Regions from separate parts of the Homo sapiens genome. Here region 1 is linked to region 2. Evidence: read pairs that join two places in POLR2A ChIA-PET (ENCODE). Cell type or tissue: Caco-2. All regions are shown on one strand. Links, peaks and the distances in the headings refer to the core of each region. The heading gives the core; the rest is flanking DNA. Region 1 overlaps MICU1 (mitochondrial calcium uptake 1). Region 2 holds the start of PLA2G12B (phospholipase A2 group XIIB).

Evidence for each region. ChIA-PET counts read pairs that join two places held together with the same protein. Peaks named below come from ENCODE experiments on the same cell type or tissue, not always from the same donor. Only the 100,000 strongest peaks of a DNase experiment are listed, where the experiment ranks them.
Region 1: POLR2A ChIA-PET joins it to region 2 with 16 read pairs; 2 of 35 experiments call an interaction of 5 or more read pairs at or near these places.

Annotation. Positions count from the first base shown.
Region 1 is chr10:72,473,895-72,476,394 of GRCh38, reverse strand. MICU1 (mitochondrial calcium uptake 1) reads left to right here. Exons shown (of 12, transcript NM_001195518.2): 8 at 1,098-1,295. Among named protein-coding and RNA genes, the nearest start is that of DNAJB12, 120 kb to the right of the region's middle. In Caco-2, for the core only: no CTCF peak of the experiment used is centred there; no DNase peak of the experiment used is centred there.
Region 2 is chr10:72,950,672-72,960,805 of GRCh38, reverse strand. PLA2G12B (phospholipase A2 group XIIB) reads left to right here and starts at 6,000. Exons shown (of 4, transcript NM_032562.5): 1 at 6,000-6,331. The coding sequence starts at 6,121. In Caco-2, for the core only: no CTCF peak of the experiment used is centred there; a DNase peak (open chromatin) is centred at 5,735; H3K4me3 peaks cover 1,435 bases.

The DNA.
Region 1 (2,500 bases), core at 1-2,500, 480 kb after region 2:
TAGCTGGGATTGGTAGTATGTGCCTGTAGTCCTAGCTACTCCGGAGGCTGTGGTGGGAGGATCACCTGAGCACAGGATTTTGAAGTTGCAGTGAGCTATGATCGTGCCATTGCACCCCAGCCTGTATGACAGGCAAGACCCTGTCTCTTTTTTTTTTTTTTTTTTTTTGAGATGGAGTCTCGCTCTGTCACCCAGGTTGGAGTATAGTGGCACAATCTTGGCTCACTGCAACCTCCACCTCCTGGGTTCAAGTGATTCTCCTGCCTCAGCCTCCTGAGCAGCTGGGATTATAGGCACCCACCACCACACCCGGCTAATTTTTGTGTTTTTAGTAGAGATGGGGTTTCACCATCTTGGCCAGGCTGGTCTCGAACTCCTGACCGCAGGTGATCCACCCACCTCAGCTTCCCAAAGTGCTGGGATTATAGGCATGAGCCACCACACCTGGTCATGAGAGAGTTTTTGAGTCTCCAAAACAAATGTTCATCCTTTCCTGAACAGAGATTTTCTAAGAGGATCCCAATTATAAAGTTGTCAGGCTGTCTGTGTTAGAACCCTAATTCTGCTACTTACCAGCCACTTGACCTTGAGCAAGTTATTTAATTCCGTGTGCTTCAATCTTATTTATAAAATAAGGATAATAATAGCACCTATAAGATTATTGTAGGCTGGGCGCGGTGGCTCACTCCTGCAATCCCAGAACTTTGGGAGGCCAAGGTGGGAGGATCACTTGAGGTCCGGAGTTCAAGACCAGCCTGGCCGACCTGGTGAAACCCTGTCTCTATTAAAATACAAAAAATTAGCCAGGCATGATGGTGTGTACCTATAGTCCCAGCTACTCAGGAGGCTGAGGCATGAGAATTGCTTGAACCCGGGAGGTGGAGGTTGCAGTGAGCTGATTTTGTACCACTGCACTCCAGACTGGGTGACAGAGAGAGACTCTGTCTCAAAAAAAAAAAATTGTTGTAAGCATTAAAAGAGATAATTATAATACAGAGTAGGCAAATAGTAAACAATAGTTATGATTCTTGCTTTTCTATGTTTATGTTTTCTCACTTCCTAATATTTTTCTGGATGTGGGTTTGATTCTGTATTAGGTTCAGAGCATCATTCGCTCCCAAACCAGTATGGGTATGCGCCACAGAGATCGTCCAACTACTGGCAACACCCTCAAGTCTGGCTTGTGTTCAGCCCTCACAACCTACTTTTTTGGAGCTGATCTGAAGGGAAAGCTGACAATCAAAAACTTCCTCGAATTTCAGCGTAAACTGCAGCATGATGTTCTGAAGCTTGAGGTAGGTCTTCCTTAGACTCAGTAGATCCATCACATGTGGAACTGATGGGCAGGAGGGCCTGTACTATAGGCATTCTTTCCATTTACCTCCAGCTGTGAGAACTGATTGATTTGAAGCTTATCAGTGCTTTATAAACTGACAGCAGATAGGAAACAACATGTTCTGTGAAAATGTCATGAAGTGAAGTATTTCTGTAATCTAAAACCAAAAACCTCTAAATTGAAAAATCTTAGCTGTCTTTGTATGTTCCGTTTGTGGAGAAAGAAACTCAGGGGTCACAGCAGTTCTCAATCTGAGCATATATTCCTGCTTTTTTGTTTATTGTGTGGAAGACACCAGAAGATGGAGATGAAGAAGGATGGATAATTGCAAAGGTAGTAAGAGCTGGAAACACAAAATGTCAGAATAAAAATATGTGTGCTTAATATAAAATATATGTGCTTAACCAGGCACAGTGGCATACACCCATAGTCCCAGCTACCCGGGAGGCTAAGGTGGGAGAATCGCTTGAGCCCAGGAGTTTGAGAGCAGCCTGGGCAACACGGTGAGATCCTGTCTCTTTAATTGTTTAAGGCAATGTTGCTGAGAGTTGCAAAGGTATCTTACTGTGTTTGGGGATTTACAAGTTTACTTTTCCATTTAAAGTTTAGACCATCATGCTATTCTAGCTATTTATTCTGTTCCATTCAAAACATTGATCAAATGCCTTCTATATGTATTTTTGTCTGGAGACAAAAATCTAGTCTCTAATTTCTTGACATTTTTAAAAATTCTCTTACACTGGTGTTTCCCAACCTCTTTTCTTTTTCTTCTTTTTTTTTTTTTTTTTTTTTTTTTTTTTGAGACAGTCCTACTCCATCAGCCAGGGTGGAGTGCAGTGGCATGATATGATCTTGGCTCACTGCAACCTCCACCTCCCAGGTTCAAGCGATTCTCCTGCCTCAGCCTCTCGAGTAGCTGGAATTACAGGCATGTGCCACCACACCCGGCTAATTTTGTATTTTTATTAGAGACGCAGTTTCACCATGTTGGCCAGACTGGTCTTGAACTCCTGACCTCATGTGATCCTCCTGCCTCGGCCTCCCATAGTGCTGGGATTATAGGTGTGAGCCACCGCACCCGGCCTCTCTTTTTCTTTTAACACACGCCCTACCTTAATATTATTTGGAATTTCAAAACATTAACTACTATAACTAAAACAGGTG
Region 2 (10,134 bases), core at 4,264-6,763:
CAATCATAATTTAATTGTACACTTTAAAATTAACTAAAACAGTATGATTGGATTGCTTGTAACACCAAGGATAAATGCCTGAGGGGATGGATACTCCATTTTCCGTGATGTGATTACTATGCATTGCATGCCTGTATCAAAGTATCTCACGTATTCCATAATTATATACTTGTAGGTACGTACTACGTACCTACAAGAAATAAAAATAAAACGCTAAAATTTGATACAGAGCTAATCAAAATAGTATGGTATTGGCTTATACACAGACATACAGACCAATGGAATGGAATAAAGAGCCCCTACATATATGGTTAAATGATTTTGACATGGATGCCAAGACTTTTTGATGGTGGAAAGGACAGTCTTTTCAACAAATGGTACTAAGAAAACTGGATACCTATGTGAAAAAGAATGAATTTGATACCTTACCTTACACCACATACAAAAATTAACTCAAAATGAATCAAATCCCATATAAATTAATCAGAATTTCTAGGGGCAGGCCTGGACATCATATTTTTAAAGCTCCCTATGTGATCCTAATGTGAAAGAAGGTTGAGAACAACCAATCTAGCCTCAGTGCAGTGGAACAGGCTATGTGGCTCATAAAGTAGTTCTGAAACATCTTTGAGCTATTTTTAGCAGTGACAACACTGGGCCCCCAAGACAAGTTTTAACTAACTTTGAAGGTCAATGTTCATTAACATGTACATTATTGATGAAATTGGTCTCATTACTTTTCATCCTTTCTCATACATAAAGTAAGGGTATTCCAAAAACTTCTATATGGAAATAGGGAGGAAAACTTTGTGAAAGAATAAAGACATTTGGAACCCAAGAGTTTGATAAAAACAGATGTAAAGTGTAGCTAGAATTCATGAGACTGATATTCAGAAATACCCTGTTCTCTTCACTAAATTTCTAACCAAGTTGTTGAGTTGGAAAACCCATGGTATAAAGAGGCCGATTTCTAAAATATGCTATTAATTTAGGTAGTGAATGCTGGTTGTCACATAGAGAAAAGCATCTTGTAAATAAGTAATGCTCAATTTTTCTCTATGTGTTCCAACAATATTCTTCTGTTTCTCATTCAGAACTGACAGCATCTCTCATCATAACAATGCCATGTCAGCAACTGCAGAAGTCAAACCTTAGAGTCTAGGTAGAAACAACTCAGGAAGGGAGTGTGTCATATTCTTTCTCTAGAAATCCATTTGCTTCATTCTTTACGATTTTGAGAAAAACACTGGGGGTCACAATAGGCTACATTTTCTTTTTATTAAGAGGAAGCATTGCTTGAGCCCAGGAAGTGAAGGTTGCAGTGAGCCATGATCAAACCACTGTCTCCAGGTGACTGAGTGAGACCCTGCCTCAAAAAAAAAAAAAAAAAAAAAAAAAAGCATATTTAAATTTTCTAACTAAAACGTATTCATTCCCTCTTTACATATTAAAAAAGTAATAGCTAACTCTGAAGCTACAAAGAAAGCTGATCAGCATAGAGGGGATTCAAGTATTAGAAGACCTGCTGGACAAGATTAACTTTCATATTCCTGCCAACACAGAAGATCCATAATTCCAGGCTGGGCACCGTGGCTCATGCCTGTAATCTCAGCACTTTGGGAGGCTGAGATGGGCGGATCACTTGAGGTCGGGAGTTCAAGACCAGCCTGGCCAACATGGTAAGACCCTGTCTCTACTAAAAATACAAAAATTAGCTGGGCATGGTGGTGGGCACCCATAATCCCAGCTACTTGGGAGGCTGAGGCAGGAGAATTGCTTGCACTCAGGAGGTGGAGATTGCAGTGAGCCAAGATTGTGCCACTGCACTCCAGCCTGCACTCCAGCCTGGGTGACAGAGTGAGACTCTGTCTCAAAAACAAAAAACAAAAAACAAACAAACAAAAAAACCCTATAATTCCAAAGAAATATACTTGGATCTCAATCCTAGCAACATAAATAAAACTATTATTACTATTATTTTAAGACAGGGTCTTGCTCTGTCACCCAGGCTGGAGTGCAGTAGCACAATCTTGGCTTACCACAACCTCCACCTCCTGGGCTAAAGCAATCCTCCCACTTCAGCCTCCAGAGTAGCTGGGACTATAGGCAAATGCCATCATGCCCAGCTGATTTTTTGTATTTTTTTGTAGAGACAACATCCCTATGTTTCCCAGGCTGGTCTTGAACTCTTGGACTTGAGCGATCCACCCCCGCTTTGGCCTCCCAAAGTGCTGGGGTTACAGGGGTGAGCCACAGCTCCCGACCGTGTTATGTCATTTTTAAAAATGGATCAAAGACATAAGAGCTAAAACTCTAAGATTCTTAAAGAAAATATAGGGTCAAGATCTTCATGACCTTGGATTTGCCAACACTTTCTTGGCTATGACACAAAATCACAGTCAACAAAGAACAAAAAAATAGATAAATTGGACTTCATCAAAATTTAAAACTTTTGTGCAAAGGACACTACCAAAGAGTGAAAAGGCAACCAAGAGAATGGGAGAAAATGTATGCAAATTATATATCTGATAAGAGATTATTATTATTATTATTACTTGAGACAGGGTCTTGCTCTTTTGCCCAGGCTGGAGTGCAGTGGCACATTCTCAGCTCACTGCAGCCTCAACCTCCTAGGCTCAAACCATCCTCCCCGCTTAGCCCCCTGAGTAGCTGGGACTACAGGCACACACCACTCCATCTGGCTGATTTTTGTATTTTTTTGTAGTGGTGGGGTTTTGCCATGTTGCCTAGGCTGGTCTTGAACTCCTGAGCTCAAGCAATCCACCCACCTCAGCCTCCCAAAGTGCTGGGATTACAGGCATGAGCCACCATGCCCGGCCCTGATAAGAGATTAATATCCAGAGTATATAAAGAACTTCTGACACTCAACAATAACAAAAAACCCAATTGAAAAATGGACAAAGGTCTTCTTAAATAGATGTTTCTCCAAAGAAAATATACAAATAGCCAATAAGCACATGAAAAGATGCTCAACATCACTAATTATGAGGGAGATGCATGAGATACTACCTCACATTCATTAGGATGACTATTGTCAAAAAAAAAAAAGGAAAACAACAAGTGTTGACAAGGATGTGGAGAAATTAGAAATCTTGTCCATTGCTGGCAGGAATGTAAAATGGTACAGCCACTATGGAAAGCAGTATAATGGTTCTTCAAAAGTTAAACATAGAATTACCATCCAGCAAACCCACTTCTAGGTATATAATACCCAAAAGAATCGAAAGCAGGGACTTGAATGGGTATGTGTACACCAGTATTCATAGCAGCAGTATTCTCAGTGAAGTATTGATACATACCACATGGATGAACTTAAAATTATACTAAGTGAAATCAGCTGGACACAAAAGGACACATATTATATTATTCCATTTATATGGGGTACCTAGAATAGGCAAATTCCTAAGAACAGAAAGTAGAATAGTGGCTGCCAGGGGCTGGGGAAAAGGGGAATGGGGACTTATCACTTAATGGGAACAGAGTCTCGGTTTGGGATGATGAAAAAGTTCTGGAGATGGATAGTGGTGATGGTTGCACAACAATGTATGAATGTTCTTAATGCCACTGCATTGCACACTTAAAAATGGTTAAAATGGTAAATATGTTATGTATATTTTACCACAATTTAAACATGTATAAAGTTTCAAGAAATGGGGGGACAATACTATTAACAGCTCTAGTAACAGTTGCATCAGCAAAAAGATCCTTCTCAAAACAAAAAAGTATCAAATATTTCTTGCCATCTTACAATTGCCAAGAGCAACTGACATCACTTTCAGTTACACTGATTGAAAATTAGGTTGTTAGAAGTATAAACTTTGATGACCTAATCAATGAATTTTCAGAAAAGTCAGAAAAATCCTATGATCAAAATATTGCATACTTATAAAGTAATATATAGTATTATATAAAATTATGACACCAATTTTTAAAAAATTTATGTATATATTGATACTCATGTATCTCTATTAACCTTATTATATTTTACAAATAATAAAACATTTTTTAAAGGAAAAAGCTTTATAGTTAGCTTTTTTTTTTTGAGGCAGAGTCTCACTCTGTCACCCAGGCTGGAGTGCAGTGGCACGATCTTGGCTCACTGCAACCTCCACTTCCCTGGTTCAAGCAATTCTCCTGCCTCAGCCTCCTGAGTAGCTGGGATTATAGGTGCACGCCACCACGCCGGGCTAATCTTTTTGTATTTTTAGTAGAGACGGGGTTTCACCATATTGGCCAGACTGGTCTTGAACCCCTGACCTCAGGCAATCCACCTGCCTCGGCCCCCCAAAGTCCTGGGATTACAGGTGTGAGCCACCGCGCCCAGCCTATAGTTAGTATTTTAATGGCAAGTTCCCCTGCTTTTGGAAAAGGAGCTCTGCATTTGCAGTTTTGTTTTGGTGAAGCCCTACAAATTATGTAGCTGGCCCTGGTGCCAGCTTTCCCATTGATAGCCTGTCCAGCTTTGATCAAGTCACTTACCCTCTGCATCAGTTTTCTCACCCCCAAATGGGACTATTTAATCTGCTTCATGAAACTGGCATGAACATTTGTGCATATGTGCATGTGTATGTGTGTGCCTCTGTGTATGTGCATATGCATGAAAGTGGTTTGAAAAAGTATAGATGCTTTAAAATATTGGGTGGCATTGTTGTGACTATGAATAATTTTTAACCACTGCCCTTCCTGGAGTCTGAGTCTTCAGCCAAACACATTTACTGAAAATGAAGAAATTAATTCATTTAATTCATTATTTTCCATGGGGCTTTCCAGACAAACATTTGAGAAAGGAGCTAAATGATTCATGTGGTCCATAAAGGTATCATTTTTATAGACTGGTGATTATTTTATTATTACTATTTTTTTGAGACAGAGTTTCGCTCTTGTCGCCCATGCTGGAGTGCAATGGCGTGCTCTCGGCTCACTGCAACCTCCGCCTCCTGGGTTCAAGTGATTCTCCTGCCTTAGCCTTCCTAGTAGCTGGGATTACAGGCGGCTGCTACCTTGCCTGGCTAATTTTTGTATTTTTAGTGGAGACGGGGTTTCGCTATGTTGGTCAGGCTGGCCTCAAACTCCTGACCTCAGGTGATCCAAACGCCTCGGCCTCCCAAAATGCTGGGATTACAGGCATGCACCACCATGCCCGGTCCTAGACTAGTGATTTTATAGATGGCATTTCTTCACACGACTAAAAGCAGTCTAAACTGAAAACGATGCCAAAACACTAGACTTCAGTCAACAGTCTTAAAAGCCTACACTCCCAAATAGACTATTTGATAAACCCTCTGACTTCTAAGAAACTCAAAGGAAAAACACCACCAGGAGAGCCGAGTGCCCCCAGAATTGTCCTTGGACCATCTGTAGATCTTGTCTTATGATCCACTTATGCTGAGTGTAAACAGAGATACTGCTGTAAATAGAAGCCAAAATGTCCCTGCACTCAGATGGCTACATCTGGGAGCTCTGCCAAATTAGAGGATTTATGCGTCAGAGCCAGGTGGGTTCCACAGCAGAAGCTGGGGTCTCAAATCTGAACTTCTGCTTAACACACACTTGGTACCTACTCTGACACTATCGTGACCCTTGGTAAAGTGACTATTAATTCCTACCGCTGGGGCTTTCCTGGGCCCTGTACACATCCTCCTGACTCTCCTTGGAGACTATGTAGGTAGCTGGCTGAGGGGTGTGGCTAGGACCTTCGGTCAAGCTCTTCTATCAAGAGGCTGGCCCTGAAGAGCCACACTTGTAACTGATCAACAGCTTAACAAGCTGGTCGGGGTAGAACTCCGAATCCTTCACCGTTCCTGCGTCTCAGAAGCTGGCTAACATCTCCCTCCCTCCAGGGTGGTAGAATCCACTTTGAAATGTTCTCTCTCCCTGGCCCTCCCACTCCCTAACCTTTGCCCTCTTTCTAATTGCCCTGATCTCATCCCAACCTCCATAGCTATGTTTAAAGTCCACCTCTGGGGAACAGACAGATTGAATGTTCCAGATAATCCCTTTCCCAGTCCTGCCTGACATCTGGGTAGGGGGTTTGTCCCTGGAATTCTGGGACACTGGCTGGGGTTTGAGGAGAGAAGCCAGTACCTACCTGGCTGCAGGATGAAGCTGGCCAGTGGCTTCTTGGTTTTGTGGCTCAGCCTTGGGGGTGGCCTGGCTCAGAGCGACACGAGCCCTGACACGGAGGAGTCCTATTCAGACTGGGGCCTTCGGCACCTCCGGGGAAGCTTTGAATCCGTCAATAGCTACTTCGATTCTTTTCTGGAGCTGCTGGGAGGGAAGAATGGAGTCTGTCAGTACAGGTGCCGATATGGTGAGTGTGCGGTTTCTCTTTCTGTAAAAACTGTTGCTGGTGGACCCATGGACAGCCCCAGAGAGGTCACGATCTGTCTTGCACTTTTTCCTGTTATCCACTTAGAGCTGCCAGATTTAGCAGATAAAAATGTAGGACACCCAGTGAAATGTGAAATCCAAATAAACAACAAATAAGTCATTAGTATAAGTATGTCCAGTGAAATATCTGGGACATACTTATCCTGACAAATTCTTCGTTGTTTATCTCAAACTCACATTTCACTGAGCTTCCTGTATTGTATCTGGGAAACCTTCCCTGGGCCATTTTAATGAGTTTGTTGTGAGGCAGTTCTTAGGAAAAAAGGGTACCTGGGGTGGGAAGAAGGAGGGTGGGTATGAGAGGCCTCTGTGAGGAGTTCCCAGGGATGAAAACTGAAGCCGAACATTCAGAGAAAAATCTGCCATGGGGCAAAACCACCTCCTCAGCTGCTCTGTGCTCAGCTTGGAAACAAATTCTCCCTTCCCCCTGCTGCAGTTCACACCGTCCTCCCAGCTCTCAGTCCCTGACTGGCATCAATTTGCTGGACTTTCTCAAGGGAGCTGTCCCTGCCTGCAGCCTCGGCAACGACAGGCATGCTGTGGAGAGGAAGGGTTCGTGGCTCACCAGGGATCCCGGGGCTGTCCCCTGGACTTGGCGCCAGATGCAGATTTGTGAGCTGGCAGGAGCACTTCCCCTACCTTGCCTGAATATGGCTGGGGGTACACAGATATAAGGTGCACACCTGGCTGCCGGCACAGAGCCCCTGGTCCCAGGGGCCCTGGAAGTTAATGTAAGGGGAGCAAAATGTGGAGCCCCAGGCCTTGAAGCTGGGTGGCATCGTGTAATTGCCAATGCGCATGAAAACGTTTTCCAAAGCATGCACAGTCTCAGGTCTCAGGTAGCATTAGTTTTATGGTTTAATTTATCAACTATCTCATCAAGGGATTAGAAATGAAAATGGTGAGTCAATTTAGCCTAACAGGAAAACACATTTGAGAAATATTTTCTCCAAATACTCAACAGAGAAAAAGTCAGCTTTGAAGAGATGCACAAAAAAACTACATACTTCCCGGACTCACCCTTAAGTCTCTCTATTCCTTTTTGAGTGGGGAAAATCGCTTCCTTATACACTAAGAGTGACTAGGAGGTAATGGTTAATCATTGCATCAGGACCCAAAGTTTTGCAGCATAGATGTTTTAACAATCTATGGTTAAAATCTATGTTTTAACCATCTATGTTTTAACCATCTATGCTGCAGCTTCTTTGTGAAAGTTTCACAGAGAAAAATGCCTGGTCTGTTAGGACCCACCTGGCCCTAAAACCATGTATTTGTCCAAGGCAGTTGGACCAACGCAGAGGCCTTGCCACTGGATTATGCTCACACTGTTTGCACGGATGGGACAGGGAAGGGGTTGACTCACTTCAGACATTGGAATCAACACAGGTGTTTTCCTTCCTAAAGGCAACACAGGACTAGTATCTGTAGTTCAGCAAATAGGCAACAGCAGGAATTTTTATTAGGAAATCAAGAACCAAATCCTATTCTTCCTTCTCTAGCAAAACAGCATTAAAAGACTTAAGCAAATTTTAGTTGCGGAGCCTCTGGCTGGGCAGGGTGGAAGCCAGCAGCAACTGGTGGGGGATGGGAAGAGTAAATAGAAGAGAAAGGCAAATAACTCTTCTCACTTTGTGTAAAACAACCTGCTCAAAGAGGGGCCTGAAAAACACTTAGAAAAATAGGCGGTTATGCCTCCTTACCTTGGAACCCAGTAGAGCCAAAAACCTGGCGGCTGTGCCCAAAAGAGTACAAAATACCTTCTCAAACTGATTGTGAATCGAGCAATCTTTTGAACAGACAACACCTAACAACGAGTCTGCTCTTTTGTAGTTTGCTTTGTGACACATCTCTCATGCACCGTGCTCGTCTTTTAAGTAGTGGTTCTCAAACTCACCTGTGAATTGAAGCCCCTGGAGGGCAGATTCAACCAGATCTCTGGGCCCCACCCCAGGTGTTTCTGATTAGTAGGAGATTCTGGGCTTAGGAGATCCTCCTGCCTCAGCCTCCCAGTTAGCTTGGGCTACAGGTGTGCGCCACCATGCCCAGATAATTTTGTAACTTTTTGTAGAGCAGGGAGTCTCACCATCTTGCCCAGGCTGGTCTCCAACTCCAGGGCTCAAGCAATCCTCCCAACTTGGCCTCCCAGATTGCTGGGATTATAGGCGTGAGCCACGGCACCAGCCAGATTTTACCTTTGATAGGTACTAACTACTATTTAAAACAGTGGGTTTCTAACTTGGGTACACTTCAGATCACCTGAGGGGCTTTAACAACACCTGGCACCAAATCAATTAAATCAAAATTTCTGTGGGTTGGCCCCAGACATCAGTATTTTAACATTTTTCCCAGGTGATTGCAAAGCACAGCCAAGGTAAAGGGGTGCCATTCTATGACGTCATTCTTAGAGAACTTCAGCCCACAGGTTAAATTATGCAGGCAGATAAAACTGTGTATGTATCCTGGTAGCCCATGATAGCATGTCAACATTGTTTTCCGTGCTTCTCATATCTAAAGTAATTTGTTCTCATGCCAACACACAAAATCTGTACTTGTCAAACAACTGGGCTATAAATATGACAAGATCCAGCGTGTGTCAATGGCATACCTAGCACAACTGTTATTAAGGAGTCTCTACCAGCTGGGTGCGGTGGCTCATGCCTGTAATCCCAGCACTTTGGGAGGCCAAGGCAGGCAGATCACGATGTCAGGAGATCGAGACCATCCTGGCTAACACGGTGAAACCCTGTCTCTATTAAAAATACAAAAAAAATTAGCCGGGTGTAGTGGCGGGTGCCAGTAGTTCCAGCTACTCGGGAGGCTGAGGCAGGAGAATGGTGTGAACCTGGGAGGCAGAGCTTGCAGTGAGCTGAGATCTCACCATTGCACTGCAGCCTGGGCAACAGAGCGAGACTCCACCTCAAAAAAAAAAAAAAAAAAAAAAAGGAGTCTGTGCCAATGCAAACAAGATTTCCTTGAGAATCGCTTCCAAAATATAGATAACCTTTTCCACCTCCAGAGATTCTGATGCAGTAGGTCTGTGGTGAGACCTTGGAAGTGCACTTTTAATGGGTAGTCTTTGAACCAGACTTTGAGAAATAAGCATAGTAATGGAAAAATCATGGGTTTGAATTTAGGAGAAAATATCCCATTGCTGGTGACCTTGGGTGAGTTATCTGACTCTCTCAACCTTAGTTTCCTCAAATATGTAAAAATAATGTTACTAATACCCACCTTGCAAAGGTGTTGTGAGAATTAAAGATAATATACATAAAGAATCAGTGGTATATATAAAGCATGGTAGGTACCAAACAAATTTTATAAACGTTATGAGAAAGACAGTCTAGTGAACAGGTTAATTGCATTCAGATTCTTCTAGCTCTCTTTCAACGTAAAAATGAAAAATCCCAGAAATCCCAGTGGCTGGACAACAGCCTCTCAGCTTCCGGAAGAAGTCCCTCGAGGGAACAACGACTGAAGAGTTATCTGCCTCATGAAGGTCTCTGGAGTTGGGTCAATGGAGTAGTTTCTATAATGATACTGTTCACGCTTTCACACTTTAATAAAAGATCCTGAAAATGAATTTCTTCCTGGATTTAGTTCCAAGAGTATCTTAAAAGTTTCTTTAAATATCTGTCTATTGTAATCCCAGCACTTTGGGAGGCTGAGGCCGGCGGATCATTTGAGGTCAGGAGTTTGAGACTAGCCTGGCCAGCATGGTGAAAC